Regions from separate parts of the Homo sapiens genome. Here region 1 is linked to region 2. The links are chromatin loops, found by intact Hi-C in ENCODE. Cell type or tissue: A673. All regions are shown on one strand.

The links. Hi-C counts contacts between places; a loop is a spot of excess contacts. Peaks named below come from ENCODE experiments on the same cell type or tissue, not always from the same donor. Only the 100,000 strongest peaks of a DNase experiment are listed, where the experiment ranks them.
Region 1: it touches region 2 in a loop (3-fold over the local background); 1 of 110 quality-filtered maps calls a loop at or near these places.

What each region holds. Positions count from the first base shown.
Region 1 is chr2:16,635,278-16,643,277 of GRCh38, reverse strand. The region is part of intron 1 of CYRIA (CYFIP related Rac1 interactor A); the gene reads left to right. Among named protein-coding and RNA genes, the nearest start is that of CYRIA, 27 kb to the left of the region's middle. In A673, CTCF peaks have their summits at 3,595 (motif pointing left) and 7,307; DNase peaks (open chromatin) are centred at 3,107, 3,607, 4,127 and 7,017; H3K4me3 peaks cover 946 bases; H3K27ac peaks cover 7,379 bases.
Region 2 is chr2:17,617,929-17,625,928 of GRCh38, reverse strand. The region is part of intron 2 of VSNL1 (visinin like 1); the gene reads right to left. Among named protein-coding and RNA genes, the nearest start is that of VSNL1, 81 kb to the right of the region's middle. In A673, no CTCF peak of the experiment used is centred here; DNase peaks (open chromatin) are centred at 3,138, 4,908 and 5,448; H3K27ac peaks cover 1,624 bases.

The DNA.
Region 1 (8,000 bases), 980 kb after region 2:
TACGGTTCAAGGATGAACGACTAAAGTGATTCATTCCTGTATTTGACAGATATTTATTGAATGCCTACTTCATGCCAGGCATAGCTCTAGGCAGTAAGGATAAGACATATCAGTTAAGGAAAAAATGTAGATACTAAATAATAACTTTAATAATGTTAAAGTAACAATAATAATATTTTATTATGGTAATAACATTAAGAAAAAAGTACTAAAGTAATGTATTTATCTTATTTAGGTAATAATTATATTATTATATATAGTATACTATTATAAATAATAATAATAACTTTAAGGTAAGGTAATAAAGGAATATTTATTGCCTTCTAGTATATTAGAAGGTCAAAAGGTCAATGGGAAAAATGGAGCCGAACCAAGGAGATTATGGCTGTTGCAGGGAAGGCCATTGCAGTTGAAAAGGGCGGTCAGGATGGTTCTCATTGAGAAAATGACATTTGAGCAAAAACTATTAAAAGGTGAAGGAGTGAGCACACATATATCTGGGAGAAATGTATTCTAGGCAAAGAGAAAGGGCAGTGGAACTGACAGATTTGAGGACAAGCTAGGAGGCCAATGTGATGGACCTGATAGAACAAAGGAAGAAGAGTAGCTGTGGATGAGGTCGGCAAGGTCCTGGGGGTCCACCCTGAGTCTGATGAAGGGTGCTGCTGGAGAGCGTGTTCTAGCGGAGGGTCCCAGTGGGACTCACATTTTAGTGGCATCACTCTGGCCACTCTATGGCAAGAAAACAACAGGGTGTCAGGGGTGGAACTGGGGGACCCTGGCGGCAGCGTGTTCTTGATGGACTAGTATGGAAGGTATGCAGGGACGCTGGATATATTTTCAAGGTAAAGGCAAAAGAATTTTCTGAAAGATTGAATTTGGGGCGTGAAATAAAGAGGAGGCTCAGATGACTCACTGTTTTTGTCCTAGCAACTAGAAGGATGGAATTGTCATTAGCTGACATGAGAAATAATGTGGGTAGAGCAGGATTGGGAGGAAAGAGGAAGAGTTCTGTTTTGGGCCACGCTGAGTTTGAGTTAGGCATTGGAGTGTAGCTTCTGAGTAGACTGCTGGTTATTGCTGGCAAGGGAGAGGTCAAAGCTGGAAATATAAATATGGTATTTATCAAAATAGAGATGATATTTGAAGGTGTGAAACTAAGGCAAGATCACCAAAGGAGTGAGTCCTGATAAAGTAGAGAGGCTGAAGGGCCAAGTCCTGGGAAGTGCCAATATTAAGAATTTAGAAAAAGAGAAAGAGGCAACCAAAGAGACTGAAAAGGAGCACACATTGACTAGAAGGAAAATTAAGAGACCCTGACCTCCTAGAGATCAAGTAAATAAAGTCTTTCTAAAAGGGATGATAACTCAATTGTGTCAATTATTGCTAATGGGTTTAATAAAGATGAAGAGAGAGTTGACCATTGGCTTCAGCATCGTGGAGATCACCATGTCCTCTGCTCTCACCCCCAGCCCACCCAGCCTGCCTCCTTTGCATGCCATCATGGCATGATCTGCTTATGTTGCTGCATCTCCTGCAAAACATTTTTCTGTCTGCCATCCTGCAGGCACGCTCACTTGTGTGCTTATGCAACATTGGTGAGCACCTCCCATGTGCTAGATGGAATGAGTATGCAAAGTTAAACTTGGTATTTTTCTACCCTCAGATGTCTTACAGCCTAAGGAGAAAAGCAAGGTGTCTAGAATCTGTTACAGCAAAAGAAAGGGATTGAGGGATAGTAAAATTATGAGAGTTCAGAGGACAAAGAAATTTTCTCTGGGAGTCAAGGTTGAGTCCATGGCTGAAGTGGCCTTTAAATTCGGCCTTGAATGCTGGATAGGATTTAGAATTAAACAAATGGAGGAGAAAGAAGAATATTTTAGAAAAAGGGGCATATAGGAGTAAGGGCATGCAGGTGGGAAGGCTGGAAAGGGGACCCTGGGCTGAAGGCGTGGCATACGGAGGAGAAGGAAGAGCGGAGAATGAGGCTAGGATTTGGGCCAGGGACTCAATGAAGAGGGCCTTAGAAAATAGAAGCTGGGCTTTATTTCTTAGTCAGTGGAGGAATCATTAAAGGTTTTTGAGCCATAGAGTGATGCAATAATAGCCGTGCTGCTTTGGGAAGAGTCATCTGGCTGTGTGTGCAGAACTGTCCAGGAGAAAGATAATAAGGGCCTAAATTAGGGCAACAGAAGTGGGAGCAGAGGAGGGGGCGGATGTGAGGCACTGTAGGATCAGAGTTCACGGGCTCAGCACTCCAGAGGGATAGGCACATGGTGTGGATCTGGGTCCCTGGGCCCTCCCTGAGAAACTCGTCAGCCTTTTGAGGTCAGTGGCCTCGGCTGTCCCTTGTGCTTGTCATCCCCACCCCCACCCCATCCTCTTCCAAGCCCATGTGTGCTCAAGCTTCACCTCGTTAATGAAATGAAGCTGCTTATTTTTGGAACTCTGTGATTAACATAGTTTCTGTGTTTAGGAAACAAAAGAACCCTGTGCATTTCAGGACTCTCTACCTGCACTGTGTCCACCTAAAAAGGTGAGAGCTGACGCATCCAGGTCATCTCTGGCCTCCAATCTCTGATCTTCTGTTGCACCTGATCTGATCCAGTGCCTGCAGCATCACCAGTAATTTTGAGCAAAAGCAGCTCTGGAGGCCCAGAGAGGGCGATACACAGTGCCACCCAACCAGCAGCACCAGAGGAAAGGCCAAGCAACCAGATGGGGCTCTCCACTCTGCCTCCATAAATCTAGGCAGGCTGCCTGCCCATTTTCCCTAGAAAACCAGCCTAGTCGCTTGGCCAATTGTGCCAGAAGATGGAAGCCCTCTCAATGCCTTGTGGTTCTCCCAGTCCCCAGCCAGGGCCAGCTGGGGCATGGCAGGCTATGGCCCCCAATGGTATCATCACTGATTTCAGGAGGCTAGAACCCTAGCGCTGTGGGGGAGGGGCTGGCCTGCTGCCAGTCCCAGCATCCCAATTCCTATGGCAGTGCAGGGGGAAGAGCCTCTGTGGGGGCGAGGCTGGCTTCCTCCTGAATCTGCCCATAAAAGGATAAAAGTGCTGCTATCTAGTCGGCATTGGTAGGATTGCTGATGATAAATTTTTTAAAAGTGTGGATTTTTCCCCCTTTTTGCAAGGATGTGTGTGTGTGCGTGCAGGCGCATGCATGCGGGTGTGCCTGCATTCACACAGTTTGCAGCCTGTATGTGCTAACAGATGGATTCAGCCTCATCTTTTATCCGGTGTTACAGAAGATAAAACTGAAACTGGATGATATGCTGCCTCTTCAATTTAAAAGATAAAAAATAAAATAAAAAAGCTCTTAAAGGGAAGCCCTTATGGTGGAAAAGAGTGGTCCAAAATATTGTCAGGCTTTACTCAAAAGGCAAAGAACAGCAGAGCCATTCGAAAGTAATTTTTCTCCCTCCTCCCTCTCTGACTTATCCAAAATATATCATCTATGTGTCAGAAGTAGGGCAAGCTTTAAGGCTATTATGAATTATATATCAAGGGATATCATTTCCCAGGAGTCTTGAACAAATGCCCAATGGTTTAAATTTTACAGACACGCTCTTCCCCCCAGTGGCAGCAATTTCTGTCACTGCAGTCTTCCTGAGATGGAATGGGAAAGTGTTTTGCAAAATGCACAATGGGACGTTATGCTAATAAAGGTAATTGTGCAGTGGTTGGAAACCATTCCTTCCTGAAAGAGGCTTTTATCCTCCACAGACTGCCCCACACTGCAGGTACTTAGGCAGCAGGCTGCTTCCACTGGTCTTGCCTTCTTTTAGCTGGAGTCAAATACATCCAGGGTGAGGGCAGATTGAAAGAGGGAAACTGAAATCAACTGGGCATTTCTGTGCCCATCGTGTAAGACAAAGACCTTGCCATTTCATCTGAATATCAGATATTCTTTGCCTATCTATTTATTATTCTCTAAGATTCAGGAAGAGCTTTGTGAAAGTCATTCTTTTATCTAAAATTGGAAACATACATTCATTGGCGAAATAAGAAAGGTGGGTTTGAGGGTCTTGGTATTTTGCTTCCTTACCGCTATTGGATGGATCAGAAAGTTAGCCCAGAACATGGGAGACGAGGACGAGCGATTACCAGAGTGCATTGCTGGGCAGGGCCTTCCAGACAGTAACAGCGACAGCTGCAGGAAGTGGCTTTCTCCGCTCCATGCTTCATACTCTCCCTCCCAATTTATTCTTTTGAAGTGGATATTTTAAAGTTCTGAGATTTTCTGTATGCAGCCTTGAGAGAATCCAGATATAATTATTTATGTAAGTTTGTCGTTTTCTTAATCTTTAATAATTATTTATTAATTATCTCACTTTATTCTTATAACACTTTTGAGATATGGAGGGCACATCATGTTTTTCCCATTTTAGAGAGAAAATAATTGAAGGCTTGGTGAAGTCACTTGAGTAAGGGCACTACTGCCAGAGTAGTGATATTACATAGATACAGATATAGATCTACACACACAACACTCCACACTCACACGATATAAAATACAAACCTGACAATAGCACCCTGTCTCTGCAAAATAATAAAAGGTAAAACCCTACGTTCAAAATGCAGATTCCTTTACAAGTATTTGCTAGGCCCTCTGTGGTCCGCCCAGCCCCTGCCTCATGTGCGGTGCAAGCCTCCCTCCCAGTCCAACCCATCAATTTCTTATGCTCCAGCCACACCCCTTCATGCAGAGTTCCTCACATGAGGAGGTTTGTCACTTGTTCATTTTCAAGGCCCGTGCTCTGTGCCTGAACACCCTATTCCTACTTCACATCCTCACAGCATCCCTTAGTGGTGCATGGAATTCACACTCTGATTAGGCCCCAGCCCCTCCAGGAAGCTTTTCCCGGCCAGATCCCATCACACAGGTGGAGTCCGGTGCCCACCACGGATGCTTCCACACCAGCCTGTGCAACTGCCACACTGTACTTAATCGTCATTTCCTGTGTTTATATTTCCTGGAAGCTTACGGGCTGTTAGCAAACAAGATGGAGGTACCATACCTTGTTCTCTGAATCTTCATCCCCAGGGGTGGAAGAAATTCAGGAAACCAGTAACAGCCTGCAGGGTGGGCTCCAGTGAGATTCCTTCTCCTTCTTACTGCTCCTCTGTCTGAATGAACCTCAAAGGCTTTACCTAACAGGTAGGCTTCGGTAACTGTGTGCTATTCAGGTGTGTGGCTCCTTCCAAACCCCAAGATGAGGTCACAACTGCCACCCCACCCATCACCCCCCGTTACCCAGGCCCTCAGCACCACACTTAGCAGACATGTTAATGAAACATACTGATTTCCAGGGTCTGTGGCATCTGATTGGTCCCTAAGTGGACACAGTCCCTGGTGAAGGACACAGAGTTCAGGATCAGACACCCTTCTGCCATTGACTGGCTGTGTGATGTCAGAAAATTCACCTGAGCACTCTGGACCTTTGTCTCTGCATCAGTAAAATGAGAGTGGTAGATGCTACTTGAAGCTATTTTGTTAATGAGAGATTATTTTGTATAATGAAAGGTACATAAATCATATGCATAAGTATTTGCCATTATTAGCATAAAAAAATTCAAGTTTGCAATCCAATATATTAGGGGTTTGTTAATTAATAATATGTGGCAAAATTATTTTGTCATTACTGAAGAAGTCATTGGCTTAGTCAGTTCAGGATACTGTAACAGATTACATAGACTGGAGTACTTAAATAACAGAAATACATTTCTCACGGTTCTGGAGGCTGTGAAGTCCAAGATCAAGATGTGGGCAGACCTGGTGTCTGGTGAGGGCTGGCTTCCTGGCTTGCAGATGGCTGTTTCCTCATTGCATCCTCATATGGTGAAGAGAGAAAAACATCATCTCTGTTGTGTCTCTTTTGAGAAGGCCACTAATCTTATTCACAAAGCTCCATCCTCATGACCTGATTCTTCCCAAAGAATCTTCCCTCACCTCCAAATACCATTACATTGGGAATTTAGGCTCCAACCTATGAATTTAGGGGGATACAAACACTCAGTCCCTAGAAGTCATCTTGTTGCTGCTTTAGATATTACAACTTTTAAGTTAAAAAGAAAAGAGTTTGATGAGCACTGCAATCAAAGAAATCCATTAGCTGTTTGGCCAAACAGATTTCTTTATCTCACTCAGCCTGGGCATCACAAGATCCACTGTGCTGGGATGTGGATGTGAGGAATGAATGACAGAGGAGTGATGAAAGGGGCCAAACTCAGCCCAGGAGATAGCCAGCTCCTGGTGTGTGGGGGTTTTGGAAATTTCTTTTCTATTTTTTGTTGTTTGAAATGGGGTCTTGCTCTGTCACCCAGGCTGGAGTACAGAGGCATGATCATGGCTCACTGCAGCCTCAACTTCCCAGGCTCAGGTGATTCTGCCACCTCAGCCTTCCTAGTAGCTGGAACTACAGGCGCATGCCACCATGCCCAGCTAATGTTTTGTATTTCTTTCTTATTTTTTTTTTTGGCAAGGGGTTGGGGGAGAGATAGGATCTTACTACGTTGCCCAGGCAGGGGTAATTTCTTTCCCTGAAGTTGTCCTACTTCCAACCTGTGGCCCTAGGTCCCAGATGGATTGTAACCAGCTTGTCCGGAGTTCTGAGTAAGCCTTGCAGAGGGAGTGTAGAGACCTCAACAAAAACATTTTCTCTGAATAGATAGGTGACTCAGCACTGGACACCAAGAAAGCTGCATTTAGCTGAAAGTCAGTAAGAAACTCGGGACCGGGCCTGGGGCAGTTGGCCTCCTATCCTGGACCATGAGCTCCTCATTCACAAAGCAAGGGGCTGGGCAGAGAGTTGCCCAGGTGGCTTCCAGCTCTGGCATTCAGTGCATCTGAGTGAGTTGTCATTTATAGACCAGGAAGGGCGAAATTATCCCCATTAATCTGCTCACAGTTCTGGTGCTTGAGAAGCCACTGGGTCTTGCCACATCTCGAATTAGCTCTGGGCCCTTGGGCTTTTAATTAAAGGGCTTTGTGAGTCGGATGGTTTATGGTCAGATTCAGATCTTCAGGGAGACACAGAGGGAGGTCCTGTGTTCTGTCATCTGCTTGTTTAGAAATCAGCTGCCACTCTCAGTGTGAGAACTCAGAATCCGGAGTCTTGCAAGGGACTTCCAGCAACGGCTGTGGTTACACCTCACCCCCTACTTTCGCTGACTCCAGACCCCAGAGGCTGAGGGACAGTAGATATGCTGCCTGCCATTGCCTCTTTCCTTGTGCATGTCTGAGTGGTGCCAGCCTGATCAGATTCTGTTGCAGTTCCCCGTGCTTGCCACAATGTCGGTCGCGTTTCTTATCCAACGCTGTTTCTGCTTCTGGTGGTTTGTGCTAAATGCATTTTCAATCCCAAGTGGTACAGAGAAGAAAAGGATTGTCTTTAAAAAGTGGCTTTGAATGTGTCGAAAGCAAGGTTGCCTGCTGTGTGTTTTTGACAATTGCCTCCCCAGAGGAGCCTTTGAAAACCTCACTTTTCAAGACGCTTCAACTCCTATTAGAAAGTGACTTAAATAAAATTGCTCTTCTGACCATCGCGGCTCTGGATGCCAGGCTAGTGATTATTTGTCTAATCTGAGTCTCCAGGGCTAGAACTTCACACCGTGTCTTTTCACTACCCTCCCAGAGGAGGTGAGAGGAGGTGAATAGACACTTGTCAGATTCTTCTGCCTGGTGTCACTGTGGGGGGATGCACACACACTGGAGTATAGGCTTGCTAAAGAGAGACTGCATTGCTATTTCAACTAGACACGTTTACTTTTCCCGCAAATGATTACTGAGCACCTATGGTGTGCCCGGTACCATGTTAGGGCAAGAGATCTACCTCATCCTTGCATTGTAAACCTGTAGCATCCGTGGCAATGTTTTACACCACTGCCCTCCCAGGGTTCCTGCAAGCTGACTCCTTTTATTTTCCTTGTGCATGCTGATGTGTTCAAGGTATTTCAGTGGGCTACTGTGAGACTATCTCCCCATCAGGATCTCTC
Region 2 (8,000 bases):
TAGGAGGCTGAGGCAGGAGAATCACTTGAACCGGGAAGGCGGAGGTTGTAGTGCGCTGAGATCTCAAAAAAAAAAAAAAAAAAAAAAATCAGCTAAGGAGATGCTGTAACCTGGCCTAGTTCCGTAAGGAACTTACTGAAATTCCCTTTTCTCTATATCTTCCCTGCCTCAATACATGAAGGAGTGGAGGAGCTGCTTAGTAGTAGAGGAAGGGGTGGGTGCCAAGTGCTGATCCTTGACACATTGTCCCGCCCCCAGCCCCTGCCTCCTAACTGCAGCCACAGACAAGGCAGCCTGTGCTGGGGAGGGAAGGAGAGCACTGAACTGAGCTGGAGGTGGAATTTTTTAAAATGAGTAAGACTGTCTTAAATACCTGAAATGAGTCTGTTCTGATAACCAATAACAGAGAGTGTCGCTAATTTAGGGAATCTTGCCAAGATGCTGTCAAAGCAACTATTACAAAGGAGATAATAGTTCATCATAGCACAATTGCTATATGGAATTATAAGGAAAAAATAATTTCACATTTGTATGTTCAGGAGTAGAGATTTCAGGAAACCTGGTTTCCAATATCAAGCCCACGCCAGCTGCTACTGGCATGGTAACCAGGGTACTTTGAACTGAGCCCTGTATTAGTCTGTTTTCACACTGCTGATAAAGACATACTCGAGACTGGGCAATTTACAAAAGAGGTTTAATTGGAGTTAGAGTTCCACGTGGCTGGGGAAGCCTCACAATTATGGTGGAAGGCAAGGAGGAACAAGTCCTGTCTTACATGGATGGCAGCAGGCAAAGAGAGAATGAGGAAGATGCAAAAGCGGAAACCCCTGATAAAACCATCAGAGCTCGTGAGACTTATTCACCACCACAAGAACAGTATGGGGGAGACTGCCCCCATGATTCAGTTATCTCCCACCAGGTCCCCCAAAACACGTGGGAATTATGGGAGTATAATTCAAGATGTGATTTGGGTGGGGACACAGAGCCAAACCATATCGAGCCCCATAGTAGACATTTCACACAGGCGTTTTCTCATTTAATTATCTTAATTATTTGAATATTACCTGTTGCTGCTGTAACACATTACCTCGACCATTTTGGTTTAAAGCAATACATTCATTATCTTATAGTTCTGGGAGTTGGAAGTCTGACATGGGTCTTCTCTGGGTTACCATCAAAGTGTTGGCAGAGCTACATTCCCTTCTGGAGGCTTCAGGGGAGTGGATTCCACCCCCTCTCCTTCTCTGGCTCTAAGAGGCTGCCTGCATTCCTTCACTTGTGGCCCCTTCCTCCTTCTTCAAAAGCAGTGGTGGCAGACGGAATCCTCACATTGAGTCACTCCAACCTTCCCTTCTGCCTCCCTCTTTCACTTTAAGGACGCTTGTGATTACATTGAGCCCACCTGGATAATACAGAATGCTCTCCCTATATTCAGGTTAGCTGATTAGTAACCTTAGTTCTATCTACTACCATAAATGACCTTTGCCATGTAACATAATATTTTCACAAATTCTAGGGGTTAGGACATGTATACCTTGGGGTGAAGGGGGGACACATTTTTCTGCCTATTACATTTGTTCCTTTTCACATTTTATGCATGAGACAAAAGGCACAGAGAGATGAGGTGACGAATCCATGGTTTCCCAGCGAGTGAGCCTCAGACCTGGAGATAATCACACACTGGCCCCAGCTGTCCACACAGGCATTGTTCCCTAAAAGCACTGCTGAAATTGATCAGCCAAAATCAACCCTGGCTTTTAACACAGAAACAAGTGTAGGAGACTGTGCTCTGTGTCTTCCTTGAAGTTTCCTTGCAGAAATTAGAGTTCCTGATCTGCTCCTTTAGTCCTCATGATAATTCACCATAATGTGTTTCTATCACAGAATTCCAGTTGGTTCTTGGACTTGAATTTGGCCTGTGGCACGTTTGGACCTACACTACCTTAAGTTGTAGCTAGCGACACTATGAATCTAACAGATATTTCCCATCACGTTTACTCTTAGAAGCCATCCTCACCAGGGAATCAATTAACAGTCACTTCTGTTTCCTTATTATTTAATGTAAGCTATTAATTCTTTAATTTATCTGGAATTTATTTGGTGTCTGGTGGAAGGAGAGGATCTGAATTTATGTTCCACTCTCCACAAAAATTCAACTGGATATCCCAGCAGCCTTTAGTCTATGATAGCATTTGAGCATATTTTCCATTCTTATATATGCTAGGGGTTGCTCTGATTTTTTTTTTTTTTTTTTTTTTTGAGATGGAGTCTCACTCTGTCGCCCAGGCTGCAGTGCAGTGGCATGATCTTGGCTCACTGCAAGCTCCGCCTCCCAGGTTCACGCCATTCTCCTGCCTCAGCCTCCCGAGTAGCTGGGACTACAGGCACCTGCCACCACTCCCTGCTAATTTTTTTGTATTTTTAGTAGAGACGGGGTTTCGCCGTGTTAGCCAGGATGGTCTCGATCTCCTGACCTTGTGATCTGCCCACATTGGTCTCCCAAAGTGCTGGGATTACAGACGTGAGCCACCGTGCCCAGCCGGGGTTGCTCTGATTTAACTGTTCTTGCCATTTTTCTGTTGTGGCATCAATACCGTACTGTTTTAATTACTGAAGTTGTAAAGCATGTTTTCATTTATGACAGAACAAGTATCCTACTTACTTACAAGTCAGCTGGTCTCTCTCAGCTCTTTACTCTTCGAAGTGGACTTTAGAATGATTTTAAATTCATATTTAATTACATCTATTCAATTTTTTTTAAGATATTGATATAATTATGAAGTATTTATAGCATTTGTAATGTTAAACTGTCCTTAAACTCCTGGCCAACTAACAAGCTTATCTCATTGTGGTGGATGATTGCTTTAATATGCACTAGCTATGGATTACTGAGACAGATAAAAAAGGATCCCTGGAGAATCTCTAACCCACCCCACAAGTGTTTATACCAGATGCTTTTGTGTAGATGAGGGAACCTGCCCAGGGTGGTTTGGACATGGCCACAGTGGATTGGAGCCCTCCTGTGCACTGGGAGGACCAGCTGGAAGTTCACGCCGTTTGCAGCAGGGAGGAGCCTGGCCTCTCCTGTTCCTGTGTGGGGACCTGGGATTTGATCTGTGAGGCAGGAAGTTGTTGGCAAGGCCCCCTGTTGCTTTGCTGAGTTTTTATGTCTTTTTCCTTTTCACCCAGTGAATTCCATTTTCCTCACACTTCTATGTGTCCATGAGCCTAATCTTTCCTGGTCATATGACAAGAGCCTGGTTTTAGCTGAGCTAAGGAGAAAGTGCTGCAACATTACTAGGATTCATTGAAGATCTTTCTTTCTTTTCTTTCTTTCTTTCTTTCTTTCTTTCTTTCTTTCTTTCTTTCTTTCTTTCTTTCTTTCTTTCTTTCTTTTCTTTCTTTCTTTTCTTTCTTTCTTTTTTTTTTTTGAGATGTAGCCTGGCTCTGTTGCCCAGGCTGGAGTGTAGTGGCGCGATCTTGGCTCACTGCGACCTCCGCCTCCTGGGTTTAAGTGATTCTCCTGCCTCAGCCTCCCAAGTAGCTGGGATTACAGGCACCCGCCACCATGCCTGGCTAATTTTTGTATTTTTAGTACAGACAGGGTTTCACCATGTTGGCCAGGCTGGTCTCGAGCTCCTGACCTCAAGGGCTCCCAAAGTGCTGGGATTACACGCGTGAGGCACCATGCCCAGCCTGATTTTTTTTTTTTTTTTGAGATAGAGTCTGAAGATTTTTATGTTCATGTTCAGAGGTAAAATTTGTAGGATGAGCTAGTAGAAGGCTGCCTGCTTTGGAATACCTCTGGATTTGATGTCTGTGATAGATGAGTGGAAAAGGAAGGCAAGGAGAGGGACTCAGAAAAATTGAGGAGAATGAGGACATGAGGCAAACTTCACTATCAGCCCAGCCTCTCTCATTATGACTCACCAGGATCTTCCCAGCAGCCCAGAAGAATCCAGTCTAAAAATCAGGACGCTCCCCTGGAACTGTTAGTTTTGGCTGGGTGCGGTGGCTCATTCCTATAATCTCATTGCTTTGGGAGGCTGAGGCTGGAGGATCAGAGTACCATACCAGCTTGGTCAACATAGCAAGACCCTGTCTCTACAAATATTTGAAACAACAACAAAAAAATTAGCCAAGTGTGGTGGCAAGTGCCTATAATCCCAGCTACCCAGAAGGCAGAGACAAGAGGGTTGCTTGAGCCCAGGGGTTCGAGGCTGTACTGAGCTATGATTGTGCCATTGCACTCCAGCCTGGGTGACAAAATGACATCTCCTCTCTATTAAAAAATAAAACAAAAGAGTAGAGGCACGGTGGCTCATGCCTATAATCCCAGCACTTTAGGAAGCTGAGGCGGGCAGATAACTTGAGGTCAGGAGTTCGAGACCAGCCTGGCCAACATGGTGAAACACTGTTTATACCAATAAATACAAAAATTATCTGGGTGTGGTGTTGTGCGCCTGTAGACCCAGCTACTCGGGAGGCTGAGGTGGGAGAATTGCTTGAACCCGGGAGGTAGAGGTTGCAGTGAGATGAGATTGTGTCATTGCACTCTAGTCTGGGTGACAGAGTGAGACTGTGTCTCAGAAAGAAAAGAAAAGAGAAAAGAAAAGGAGAAAGAAAGAAAAAGAGAGAGAGAAAAAAAGAAAGAGGAAGAAAGAAAGAAAAGAAAGAAAGAAAAAGAAGGAAAGAAAGAAAGAGAGAGAGAAAGGAAGGAAGGAAGAAACTGTTGATTTTTAGAGAAAGAAACTGCTGATTTTTATAGGGCTGCCTGGTGAGATTCCCTGTTAAGTGATATGCTAGGTATTGTTTTTAAAGTAGCTTTCCTTCATCAAGTTCATTCTTGTATATAAAAATGACCATACTGCTCATGACTCACCATTATGTAACCATAAGTCTATTATAGTTTTCCTATTAACTTGCTTTATTCTACTCATCAGCATTTGATTACACAAATATTCTCTTAAGGTTTTATTATGCTTGGATGTGAGAGGAAGAAGTAGCATTCCTTTGAAACAATGTAAAATTCAAATTAGCCCTCCCCAGTGAGTTTAAATTGAGAGGTTTCATTCTACTTTTTTTCTGAATTTATCGGGGTTAGTCTGTACTGTTTTACACTAGCAGATGAAGGTTGTATGATCTTTGCAATTTTTTTTTGTACTATATTATACCCTCTTTTATTTCTGAGGCTTAGAATCAATTTGTAGCGTCACTCGATAAAAGACAATAGTGGGTGTGGAATTCTTTTTCTCAAAAGATAATATCATGAATAGCATAATGCTCACCTTCCCACCCACTTTCTCAGGGGAAGAGTGATGACTGCATTCTACTGTGGCCCCTTTGTTTTAATTAGAGGCTTCGTCTGTGGGTGAGGAATCCTGGGCTGGAGGCAGCTCGAGTCCCCCATCCAGAAGCCTTCCACGTGGGAGGCGCACTGAAAGCACAGCAGATCTTCCCTGAGAATGAGGAGGCGGGGCCCCTGCACCTCCCATCTGGATACCCTCCAGGTTCCTGCTGGTATTTCTGCCTCTAGCCTGCCCTTCTCGCTTTGCCAATCCCTTGTCCAGACTGCTTCCAGAATGAACCACTTAGAAAATTCCATGAAGCCATCCTACCCATGCTACTTAAAACCCTTCACTGGTTTTTCATCACTTTCTGGAGTTGGATCCCCATGAGAAGGGCCTGGCTCACGTCTCCAGGGTTTTGCCCGTTCATACAGTGGTACCCTCTCTGCCTGACGGACACATTAGGCATGAGCAAAATGAACTTCTGTGTTTCCCAATGTGCCTTCCAGGATATGACCTGTAATTTCTTACCTCCATGCTTTCCCCATTGCAGGAAGGCCTCCCTCTCAAATGCTTTCTATCTCCTGGCATTTTCTTACAGATGCTCTAGCACTCAGTTCATATAGAAAGATTGAACTCCAAGCTAGGGCAAGTGCCCTTCCCCTATGCCCTCTCAAGACCCTGGGCATGACTCCACCACACATTATTGTAATCACTTAGAATGGCCCTGTAACATTGCTGGGGGCCTTTTGGGGGGGGATTGCATTTTTTTTTTTTTAAGACTGTAACAAACAAATTATTTGAATCCCCGGTGTCTAGTACCATTCCTGATCATAGTATATGCCCAATAAATCTTTATTCAGTGAATGAATACGTTACCCTCATTCCTCAGGTGAGGAAATGCATAAGGAGGGAGGCAAATGATGGAGCACAAGGAGGGAGCCCTGGATGGGGAGTCAGGACCATGAGTTCTAATACTGTTTGTGACCTGGTTTCTCTACTTTCCTGCCTAGAAGCTGCCTTTTCTAAAAAGGCAAATAAGGGAAAATTGAACAAGTTGAGGTCCAGTGCCCAAACTTTCCACCAAAGCACCCTTAAGAGTAGAAAATACCTGAGACCTCAGAAGGCTCGGGGGCTGCTGAGTCTGAAGTTTCGCATTTGAGTTAATATTCATGTAAAATATGTGTTATGTGCCCTAAAATGTCTCCTTTTAAAAACTGAAATGTGTTTGCAAAACCCATCAGTTAGTTAACTTAAAAAACCACCCCTCAATCTCCAAGAAAAATTAGCCTGCTGAGAAGATGGACCAAGATTGCCCGCTCTCTACCTATACCCAGGCCTCCACCATGTGGGTAACTTGGTTAAAGACAGATAAAAGAAGGAAGAATGCTGATTCTGGATTCAGAGAAGACCAGATCCAATTTCAGTTGTGTTACTTATTAGCTGTATTACTTCAAATAAGCTGCATAACCTCTTTGGGCACTGGTGGTATCCTCTGTAAAACTGGGGAGATGGCAGCCTCTTGGACCTTGTGAGGAGCTTGTGAAGCATCCTGGGAGAGCCCCTGCCGTGTGGCACACAGTGGTTATTCAGTATTGGCTCTCTTCCTTCGCCCCTGACTGTCAGATTCTCTTTGGAAGCTTCTCTTCCCAACCCCGACCCCACCACTGATTCACTGGATCATGAGAGAATGATTACAAGCAGCAGTAGGACCAAAGTGCTGGGGGAATTTTCTGGTGACATATGGAAAAAACATATGCCTGGAGCCATTCCCTCCTCTGCCTTCCTTACCTAAGCCCACTGGCCCAATTCACTGAACTCCTCATGTCTAATTTCTTCATGTGTAAATGTGGATAATTAAGGCATCCTTGTAGAGCTTTAGTGAGGATTAAATCAGTTAATATGTGTAAAAATCTAGCAGAGTGCTTATCACATGTTAGGTGCTCAGTCTGTCGGAAATATTATTATTACTCTTACAATAATGGTTATTGAGGGCCCATATTCACAGAACCTGGGCAGAGGAGGCAGAATGATGCTCTCCCCTCAGAGATGTCTACATTCGAACCCCTGAAGTCTGTGAATATGTTACCTTACATGGCAAAAGGGACTTTGCAGATGTGATTAAGTTAATGACCTGCAAATGTGGAAATTATTTCTGGATTATCCAGATGAACCCAGTGTAATCACAGAGTCCTTACAAGAGTCAGAGAAGGGGACGTGACAGTGTAAGCAAAGCAGGCAGAGATTTGAAGATGCTAAGCAGCAGAATTTAAAGATGGAGGAGGGGTCTCAAGCCTCCAAATGAGAACAGCCTTGAGGAGGTGAGAAAGGTAAGGGAATGGATTCTCTCCTAGAACCTCCAAAAGAAACCCAAGCCTAATGAAATCTGTTTCAGATTTCTGGCCCCCAAAAGTGTAAGATAATACATTTGTGTTGTTTTAAGCCATCAGTTTGTAGTAACTTGTTACAGCAGCAGTAGGAAACTGATACACCAGGTGACTACATCCTTGAGCACAGACAGCAACATTGACCACCAAACTCCTCCTCTGCTTAGCAGGTACCAGGACAAGAGCTGGTCCTCTCACACTTCCCTTATCCCCCTCCCCATATTCTTTCCCCGGGTACTGCTGCTTTCTGGGGTAAGAAAGGTGCTGCCATGCTTGAACTGTGCCACTGGAAACCACACCTATTCTTCCCTGGAGAAAGGTAGAG